Linked DNA regions of Homo sapiens: region 1 is linked to region 2. The links are chromatin contacts, found by Hi-C or POLR2A ChIA-PET in ENCODE. All regions are on one chromosome and are shown on one strand. The core of a region is the stretch at or near the end of the contact, and the rest is flanking DNA. Distances in the headings are between cores, read along the strand shown.

What was found. A loop is a pair of places that touch in the nucleus more often than their neighbours do. ChIA-PET counts read pairs that join two places held with the same protein, here RNA polymerase II (POLR2A). Pooled maps may share reads with other maps.
Region 1: a loop to region 2 is called in a pooled map, with 4 times the contacts of the local background. The contact joins the promoter of DLEC1 here to the promoter of XYLB in region 2. A Hi-C loop is called at or near these places in 7 of 168 maps with a recorded cell type or tissue (B cell, OCI-LY7, PC-3 and 4 more), 7 of 37 single-sample maps with no recorded cell type and 18 of 50 pooled maps. POLR2A ChIA-PET finds 5 or more read pairs at or near these places in 4 of 52 experiments (HepG2, WTC11, activated CD4-positive, alpha-beta T cell and 1 more).

What each region holds. Positions count from the first base shown.
Region 1 is chr3:38,037,305-38,042,962 of GRCh38, forward strand. DLEC1 (DLEC1 cilia and flagella associated protein) reads left to right here and starts at 1,904. Exons shown (of 37, transcript NM_007335.4): 1 at 1,904-2,332. The coding sequence starts at 1,922. RefSeq lists enhancers at 1,969-2,178, 2,469-2,698.
Region 2 is chr3:38,344,285-38,349,114 of GRCh38, forward strand. It overlaps XYLB (xylulokinase), which reads left to right and starts at 2,501. Exons shown (of 19, transcript NM_005108.4): 1 at 2,501-2,641; 2 at 4,266-4,348. The coding sequence starts at 2,585. RefSeq lists enhancers at 2,278-3,109, 3,110-3,941 and silencers at 2,668-2,907, 2,918-2,977.

The DNA of each region.
Region 1 (5,658 bases), core at 654-3,153, 310 kb before region 2:
TCCATTTGCCACATTAGAGCAATGGAGGCCCCCAGACTGTTGCACCCCTCTTCCTACCCACAGCTCCTTCCTGCACCACTGGGGGCCTTGCATGCTTGTGGAAAATTGGAGAAATGCCTGTTTGCCAAAGCTCCCTCCACTTCCCTCCTCCTCCCCCCACCATAGCTACCCTTTTAAGTCAGCCCTGGGAGGATAAACTTAAAGAAGAGGCCTGCATAGGCCCTGGAATGAACTCAGGACATGTGGGCACATACTTTTGGGGTCCCATGTGCCTGGAGGCGAGGCACGGGGCACATCATCTTGGCCCTGTGATCTCTTACTCTGTGGGAAAGAGTGCGGGGGACAGCCAGAGATGGGCCTCTCAAGCACACAGTCCAGGGCAGGCGGCCCTGGCTTCTCAGCTCTCAGGACAGAAAAGGTCCTGGAAAGGACAAAAGAGAGAGCCAGGCCCAACCAAGAGAAGTAGAAGTGGAAGTAGCCCAGGTGTGTGGGCAAGCATGCTAGCACTCATCTCTGGAAGTGGGTTTCAGGATGTAAGGCAAGCAAACTCAGTGTGGAGTAGAAAGTGGTTGGTTGTATCACCTGTGAGCAAAAGCCATGGTGTGCAAATGACAACAGTCAATGTGATGTTATGCTGCTGCCCTGGACAAATGCAGTCCTCTTTTCCATCTCAGTGATGCTGTCATCACCCCCCTGATTGCACACACAGGATACCTGGGAGTCATTCTTGGTGCCTGTTTCTTACCTCCCATTATCCACCAGCAAGTCTTATCAATTCTACTTTTTGGATCTATCTCCAATCCAGTTCCCTCTCTCTCATCCAATCTCCCTTCATCTCTTTCCTAACTTCTGTGCTAGTTTCCTAACTGAACTTCCTGATGCCTCTTGCCTCTCCTGTCTATTCTCATAGCAATCAGAATGATCTTAGTAAAACAGAGCTGACCATGACATGCCCCAGCTTAAGACCCTTGATGAACCTCCTACTGCCCTCAAAATAAAGTCCAAATTCCCTATTGTGGCCTACCAACCCACTTATGATCTGGCCCTAACCTATCAGTGTCATTCCTCCACCCTCACACTCTTTAAGTTCCACTCCTCCTGAATTTCATTCCGTCCTTCCCACATTTTTAAATATTTTGTAAAGATGGGGTCTCCCTATGTTGCCCAGGCTGGTCTCAAACTCCTGGCTTCAAGTGATCCTCGTGCCTCAGCCTCCCAAAGTGTTGGGATTACAGGTGTGAGCCACCACACACACGCTCTTATTTAGGTACTTTTTTGTTTTTTGTCATTCTACTAACTGTAGTACTGCATTGTGGTTTTAATTTCCACTTCTTTGATGACTAATGATGTTCAGTCTACTCCTTCTTTGAAATCTCTGCTTGGTTTTCATTTGTTCCAAGAAGTAATCGCTCCTTCTACAGACTAAGTTCCTGTCCTCCTTTGTAGTTCCATGACAACCAATATTTATCTCCACCTTGGCCTTAACCCACTAAAGTACAGTTGTTTTACTTTTACCTCCACACCCACCGCCATCATCACAAACACACACATACACGACTGTGCACTTCCTGAAGGCAGAAGCAGCATCATACTTCTTTGGTATCTTCAGCAATCAGCACAGACCTGAAACACAATCTTTACACAATAAATATGATGAGTGAATGAACAGTTGCTTAACAAATTAAAGAATGGATGAAGGTAGGTAGTTAGGTACAAGGTTTTGCAGATAGGCCTGGCTGTGTCAATTAAACCTTTCTTCATGGGTCCTCACACTTAGTAAGCTCACTTTTAAAAGGACAATGCTGAAGACACAAATGTTTACAATGACCACAGCGATGACGGGATCCGAGAGAAAGGCAAGGCGGAAGGGGTGAGGCCGGAAGCCGAAGTGCCGCAGGGAGTTAGCGGCGTCTCGGTTGCCATGGAGACCAGGAGCTCCAAAACGCGGAGGTCTTTAGCGTCCCGGACCAACGAGTGCCAGGGGACAATGTGGGCGCCAACTTCGCCACCAGCCGGGTCCAGCAGCCCCAGCCAGCCCACCTGGAAGTCCTCCTTGTATTCCTCCCTCGCCTACTCTGAGGCCTTCCACTACAGCTTCGCAGCCCGGCCCCGCCGCCTCACGCAGCTTGCGCTGGCGCAGCGTCCCGAGCCTCAGCTGCTTCGTCTGCGCCCCTCCTCGCTGCGCACCCAAGATATCTCGCACTTGCTCACCGGCGTCTTCCGCAACTTGTACTCAGCCGAGGTCATCGGCGACGAAGTGAGCGCAAGCTTGATCAAGGCCCGCGGCAGCGAGAATGAGCGCCACGAGGAGTTCGTGGACCAGCTGCAGCAGGTAACGTGGCGGTGGCGTCGCGTCTGCGGACGGTGCCGGGGTCTCAGCGCTCGGCACGCGTCAGCACCTGCCAGGTGCCAGGCGCTGTTCCAGGATCTGGGGCTGCAGTTGAGAAACAGCCCATCATGCCGAAGTGGGCCCGACATTCTAGTGGAAGGACGCTCTATCCATACACACACATGCGCAAATACCACACATACCACACAACGTGCGGCATATATCTGTAGCACCTGTCTATATTTCTCTAGACACATACGTTATATATTGCATATATCAATGAACGACTGCGGCAGACCGCTGAATAGTTGTTCCATGGAGAGGATAAAGCCAAAAGTCACCCGGCTTTGGGGTGCCTTTGTATCACAAACCACAATCTTGACTGGGCCATTCATGCGCAGATTTTAGGAAGCGTGTCTAGCCTCTAGAACAGCAACTCTGCTTCCTCATCTGTACAAGGAGAAAACCAGCTGACTCGCGGCCTCTGTGCTGAGTCGGCCTCTGCTGGCCACACTACTGAAGACTCCCTTAAACTTGTGGGCACTCCTCCCATACCCGATCCTTTACCCCGGTGTGCTTCCTGCCTCTCAGATCTTCTTCTTCTCCTTTCTGTTCTGTCCTCTACCTGCCCCTTAAGTGACATGCATCCCACGTCGTTAGCTTCAGTCATTCCTTCACTTAACACATTTGTTGAATGTCTGCTGGGTGTCATACTCTGTTCTAGGCAGTGGGGATTCAGCAGTGAATAAAAACGCCAGTGTTCGGGCACACCCACACTCACACACGCAACCTGTCCTCTGTAGCTTTCAACCTAACTGAGGTAGATAGACATTAACAAAATGAATACCTATACAGTATGTGAGATACTTACAGGACCAGTCTCGCCGCCTCCACGGGTTATAGGCTTCTTAAAGTGCAGCCAGAGCCCCTGGCTGGGATCCTGTACTCTGTGATTCGTGGGTCACCACATTCACTCTGCTAAGACTTCAGCCTACCCAGCCAGACCTTGCCCTTGAACTTCAGACTCACATCCCTGTCATTCACATGAGCCAGAATATATGGAGCATTATAAACCTATAAACCCCATGACCAGTCACCCAGTTCACTGGATTCTATCTTCTCAGTATCTGTCCCATAAGTAGCCACTATACCAGAGTCTGAATTGGCAAATAGTGATCCCTTTTTTTGAAGAAAAAAAGTAATACATATTACAAATTTTTTTTTTTGACAGAGTCTGGCTCTGTTGCCCAGGCTGGAGTGCAGTGATGTGATCACAGCTCACTGCAGCCTTAACATCAGGGGCTCAACTGATCCTCCCTCCTCAGCATCTGGAGTAGCTAGGACCACAGGTGTGCACCAGTATGCCCAGCTTATTTATTTATTTATTTATTTATTTGAGATGGAGTCTCACTCTGTCACCCAGGCTGGAGTGCATGGCGCAATCTCAGCTCACTGCAAGCTCCACCTCCCACATTCATGCCATTCTCCTGCCTCAGCCTTCTGAGTAGCTGGCGCCTGCCACCACACCTGGCTAATTTTTTTGTATTTTTAGTAGAGACAGGGTTTCACTGTGTTAGCCAGGATGGTCTCGATCTCCTGACCTCGTGATCTGCCCACCTTGGCCTCCCAAAGTGTTGGGATTACAGGCATGAGCCACCACATCTGGCCTAAATTTTTATTTTTTAAAAATTGTGAGATGGGGTCCCACTATGTTGCCCAGGCTGGTCTCAAATTTCTGGCCTCAATTGATCCTTCCACCTCAGCCTCTCCAGATGCCGGTATTACAGGTGTGAGCCACTGTGCCTGGCCCACATTATAAAAATCTTAATTTAGAAGCTGAAATTTAATTTAAACATTTGAAGTTTTAAAATTGCAGAAATTTCAGAATGCAGAAAAGTTTAAAGAGTGATCCCCTATAGAAATACAACTATGCGGCCGGGCGTGGTGGCTCACGCCTATAATCCCAGCACTTTGGGAGGCCGAGGCGGGCAGATCACGAGGTCAGAAGTTTGAGTCCAGTCTGACCAACATAGTGAAACCCTGTCTGTACTAAAAATACCAAAAATTAGCCGGGCGTGGTGGTGTGTGACTGTAATCCCAGGTACTCGGGAGGCTGAGACAGGAGAATTGCATGAACCCAGGAGGCGGAGGTTGCAATGAGCCAAGACTGCACCACTGCACTCCAGCCTGGGCGACAGAACGAGACTCCGTTTCAAAAAAAAAAAAAAAAAAAGAAATACAACTATGCAAAGATAAGTTGACTTTATAAATTATGGTATATTCACACTATGGAATACTACAAAGTTGTTAAAAAGAATGAATTATACCTGCATTGTAGACAAACACAGCTGCCATTTATTTATTTATTTATTTTTTTGAGGCAGAGTCTCGCTCTGTTGCCCAGTCTGGAGTGCAGTGCCACGATCTTGGCTCACTACAACTTCCGTCTCCTGGGTTCAAGCGATTCTCCTGCCTCAGCCTCCTGAGTAGCTGGGATTACAGACATGCACCACCATGCCTGGCTAATTTTTGTATTTTTAGTAGAGATGGGGTTTCACCATGTTGGCCAGGCTGGTCTCCAACTCCTGACCTCAAGTGATCTGCCCGCCTCAGCATCCCAAAGTGCTAGGATTACAAGAGTGTGCCACTGCGCCTGGCCCGCCATTTATTAATTTAGCAAAAAAGCCATAGAACAATGTTAGGATAATTTAATTTTTTATAATATATATGCATGGGAAAAAAGCTGAAAACTTTCACAACAAAATGTTAACAATATTCTTATGGGACATTTAACTTTTTCTTTGCACATTTCTATATTGTCTGAATTTTGCAATGTACACGAATTAATTTTGTAATTACAAAAAAAGAAACTTTGAAAAGAGCAGGCATCTGTTATTCCACTTCTGTAATGTTGCTGGCTTTTTTTTTTTTTTTTTTTTTGAGACAGAGTCTTGCACTGTTGCCTGGGCTAGAGTGCAGTGGCACGATCTCAGCTCACTGCAACCCCTGCCTCCCGGGTTCATGTGATTCTCCTGCCTCAGCCTCCCAAGTAGCTGGGATTACAGGCACACACCACCACACCAGGCTAATTTTTTGTATTTTTAGTAAAGACAGGGTTTCACTATGTTGGCCAGACTGGTCTTGAACTCCTGACCTCGTGATCCACCCGCCTCGGCCTCCCAAAGTGCTGGGATTACAGACGTGAGACACTGCGCCCAGCAATGTTGCTGTTCTTATACCTATATTCCTCTCCCTCTTTCCTTTTTCGTCATCTGTTCTTTGCTTTTCCTCACTCGTCTCTAGATGTCACTGCCATGTGACCATCTGTA
Region 2 (4,830 bases), core at 1,251-3,750:
CAGAGCATTTGGGAATCAGAGTTTTTAAGAATAATTTGGTGGGTGGGTGGAGGCCAGTGAGTTGGGAGTGCTGATTGGTTGGGTCGGAAATGAACTCATAGGAATTTGAAGCTATCTTCTTGTGCTGAGTCAGTTCCTGGGTGGGGGCCACAAGATCAGATGAGCCAGTTTATGGAGCTGGGTGGTACCAGCTGATCCATCAAGTGCAGGGTCTCTAAAATATCTCAAGCACTGATCTTAGGTTTTACAATAGTGATGTTATCCCCAGGAGCAATTTGGTGATGGTCAGAATCTTGTAGTCTCCAGCTGCATGACTCCTAAACCTTAATTTCTAATCTTGTGGCTAATTTGTTAGTCCTACAAAGGCAGTCTAGTCACAGGCAAGAAGGAGATTTGTTTTGGGAAAGAGCTGTTATCATCTTTGTTTTAAACTATAAAGTAAGTTCCTCCCAAAGTTAGTTCTGCCTATGCCCATGAATAAGCAATGACAGCTTGGAGGCTAGAAGCAAGATGGAATTGGTTAAGTCAGATCTCTTTCACTGTCTCAGTTATAATTTTGCAATGGCAGTTTCATTAGGCCACGTTAACTAACTTCTCTACACCTCAGTTTCTCACTCTGTAAAATGAAGATGGTAAGTTATACGAAGTTCAAAGTGAGTTTATACTGGTAGACATCAGAATAGTGATTGCCTTGGGAGTTTAGGAAGGGTCATGAAGGAAACTTCTGGAGTGGTGGAAATGTTCTGTTTTGATCTCAGTGTTTATATGGGTATATACATACATTTTTAAAAAGTCATTGGCCAGGCACGGTGACTCACGCCTGTAATCCCAGCACTTTGGGAGGCTGAGGCAGGTGGATCACATGAGGTCGGAGTTTGAGACCAGCCTGACCAACATGGTGAAACCCCATCTCTACTAAAAATACAAAATTAGAGCCATACGCAGTGGCTCACGCTTGTAATCCCAGCACTTTGAGAGGATGAGGCAGGCGGAACACCTGAGGTCGGGAGTTCAAGACCAGCCTAACAAACATGGAGAAACCTCGTCTCTACTAAAAATACAAAATTAGCTGGGCGTGGTGGCGGATGCCTGTAATCTCAGCTACTCGGGAGGCTGAGGCAGGAGAATCACTTGAACCCAGAAGGCAGAGGTTTCAATGAGCTGAAATCACGCCATTGCACTCCAGCCTGGGCAACAAGAGTGAAACTCCGTTTCAAAAAAAAAAAAAAATTAGCTGGGTGCGGTGGTGTGCGCCTGTAATCCCAGCTACATGGGAGGCTGAGGCAGAAGAATCAGTTGAACCAGGGAGGTGGAGGTTGCAGTGACCGGAGATCACGCCACTGCACTCCAGCCTGGGTGACAGGAGTGAAACTCTGTCAAAAAAAAAAAAAAAAGTCATCAAGCAGTTAAGATTAGATTAAAATGCAGTAATCTAATCTTAATTAGATTAGATACTTAGATACCTTTATTTAAAATTTTTTAAAAGTGGAGATAATAGTACCTACTTCCCAGCATCATTGTGACGATTAAATGTGCTCAGCAGGTTGCATAATTGTTTCTGATCTAGCTAGTATCCAGTATTTGTCTATTGTCACAGGTGGTGACTGCTGGAGGGGCTGAGTCCCCAATAAGCTGTGAATGTCTTGGAGGACAAGTATGTTGGCCCCTTCTTGTTCTAGCAGTGAAGAGGATCCCATGTAGACTCCAAGCAGCTCAAGTTCAGCAAGGGAGACAGACCATTGCAAGTGCATGAAAAGGGCACTGGTGGGCTGGGAAGTTCGTAGGAGGAGCCTCTCACATGCTGGGTTTGGGGAGGAATTCTGGAAAGCAGTTAGTCTTAGGGACGGGAAGGATGTAGCTGGTGGGACAGGCGCCCTCAGCTCCATGAATAAAAGGAGTGGGTCTGACTCTGGTTCTCATTCCCCTTTACCATGCCTGGCACACATTAGACCATCAATACCAATTGACTCCAGGAAGGAGTGTCTCCCCGTGGGGGCATCAGGAGCCGCTGAGTTTAAATACACAGGTGGGATGTGACACACTGGGAACCATTCAGATTTGCTGGATCTGGATAGGGCTTGTCAGGACTCAGTGCTTCCAACCCCAGGGCCCATTTCCCTGTGGCCCCTGAGTCACCACCATGGGTGGACAGCTGCTCCAGTGCCAAGATACAGCCACAGAGGACGGCAGGCCCAGGGCCTCCAGAAGGACAGGCAGGCTCCCTCTGAAAGACAAGCCGGCTTATAGCTGAAACCTCTGGCCCAGGCGTCCTCTAAGGGAAGCCAGGCGGTGTCAGGGCACGGCCCATGAAGACATAAGATGAAGATGGGGAGAACCAGAGGGGGTGCGCTTCGAAGGAAAGCGGGCTGCGTGGGGGCACCGTCGATTGCACAGGACGCGGTCCCGGCTCGCGTAGCCCCGCAGGCGGCGCCAGAGCGCAAGCCCGCCTCGTGACTCCGGTCCACAGTCCGGCCGGGCGGAGCTAGGGGCGGGCCCCTGCGTCTCTGGGCGCTGGAGCGCGGCGACTATCACGCCGCGTGGCGGACGGACGGACTGACGGACGCGCAGCCTTACCCGAAAGGCCATGGCGGAGCACGCCCCTCGCCGCTGCTGCCTGGGCTGGGACTTCAGCACGCAGCAGGTACAGTCGCCTGGCCGCAGGGCCACGGGGCCGCCTCCTCCGCTTCGGTGGGGGTAGGGGGCGGGCTGTCACCCGGACGCGGGAAAACATGGGCCCGGCCGCGGGCGCGCCTACCTCTCGGGCTTCCCGGGGCCCCCGCGCCCCTGCCCTGCGCGCGGCCGTGGGGCGCCGGTGCCCTCGCCCGGAGATGCCCTGCCAATGCCACCCGCTCGCAAGATGCGGCCTCGACCCCGCCTGGACCCAGCTACCCCAGGAAACTGCAGGCGCTCCTCGGCAGGACCCCCGGTGCCCAGAGGGGCCGGAGGACTCGGCGGGTTCCTGCGCTGTTCTGGGCACCCAGTGACGGGGATCCGAAGGAAGTCAGCTACTGTAAGGCAGGGGAACAGACAGGCGGGTAGCCCTGCGCACATGCACAACCAGTGACCTGGAAGCAGATTATAGCCCAAAACCTTTTTTTAAAAATTGAAATGGCCCAGGCCTGGTGGCTCTTGCCGGTAATCCCAGCACTTTGGGAGGCCGAGGCGAGTGGATCGCTTGAGCCCAGGAGTTCGAGACCAGCCTGGGCAATATGGAGAAACCCCGGTCTCTACCAGAAAATACAAAAATTAGCCGGGCATGGTGGAGCACACCTGTAGTCCCAGTTTTTCTGGAGGCTGAAGCGGATCGCTTGAGCCCAGGAGGTGGAGATTGCAGTGAGCTAAGATGGCGTCACCGGTCTCCAGCCTGGGCGACAGAACGGGACCCTGTCTCAAAAAAAAAAAAAGAAAAAAGTGAAATGCATAGTGTACAAGTGGACTTTACCCTGTGACCGCCCTTCGTTGACACCAGCTTGCCTGGTCTGTGCACCCAGGACTGCTGGCCAGAGGAGCAGTGTGCTGCTGCCAACGCCCTGCAGACAGGCAAGCAAATCAAAATTTGCCTTCAAAGAGGGCATGGGGTGACCGGGGGCACCTTTTCCTTTAAAGTACTTGGGAAATATACACAGTTGCAGTCAAACCCCTCTTCTCGAATGGGTCAAGGGAGGCAGGCCTCTGGCCAGTCCTTGGGGGAACGTCCTGTGGGACTCTGGATGACTCGAGTTGCCTTGCTGGACCTCAGTTTTCCCATCTGTCCAGGAAAGGAGTTATACTCCCAAGCTTGGAGATTGCTTCAGTGGGACATTAATGTCTCTGGACCACAATCATGGCCTGTGAGAATAGCCCATGGCCTTGCCTGGTCTCAGGCCTCTGCAGACATGGATCCCCAGAGATGCCTCCAAACCTTGCTTCCCATTCCTTCCTCTCTGGCACTTTCTCCCGCCTCCTTGTCAGGTGCACGAACCAACTCATCTGTGAACATCTTCCTCTAGAGGGTCTTGGCTTTGGCTATTTGGGGAACAAAGATTCCTTGAGACATGTGGGTGTTCCTACTTAGCCTCAGTTTCTTCATTTTACTAAATCTTTGAGTGTTACCCCAGATGAGTCCTCTGTTACCACGATTACGGTGAGGCAGCCCTGCCTTCAAGGAGGTCTCTAGGTTGAACTGCTCCTAGGGTGTGGGGCCTCATCTGGTGACGTTAGTACCCCCTGGACCAGTGTAGAAGCTGAGGAAAATTCTACACTTCCTTTTTTAAAATGCCTTTCAGGTAAAGGTTGTTGCTGTTGATGCAGAGTTGAATGTCTTCTATGAGGAAAGTGTGCATTTTGACAGAGATCTTCCAGAATTTGGGTATGTACTTGATGTGCATGTGTGTGTGATGGGGGTGTTGGTTTTGGGGTCCTCCCGCAAACTTTTGTATTCGCAGACCGCACTGTTGAGGCTTTGCCAAATACAGGAGTGGTGGTCTCGGCAGACCTTTCAAGCATCTTTTTTTCCTATACCTAGAGTGCCATCTCCCCCATTTCTTCCTAATTCCATTCATCCATTCATGAAGTAAGCATCAGTTGAGACCTACTTTGTGCCAGGTGCTAGGACCTGATGGCGAAACAAAAAGAGAAAGCTCTCCCAGAGCTTCCCACTGAGTAGTGGAGACTGGTATCAAACAAAGAATCTCACAAAAGAGTGTTTCATTATAAACTCTGAGAAGGCCTCTGAAGGAAAGGAACTCACTTCTCCAAGTGCTTATTATAAAGGAATGTGACTCAGACTTGGGAGGGGAAGTCCCAGAGCGTCTCTAGGGAAGTGGTGCTTAAGCTAGAGATCAGAGTGAG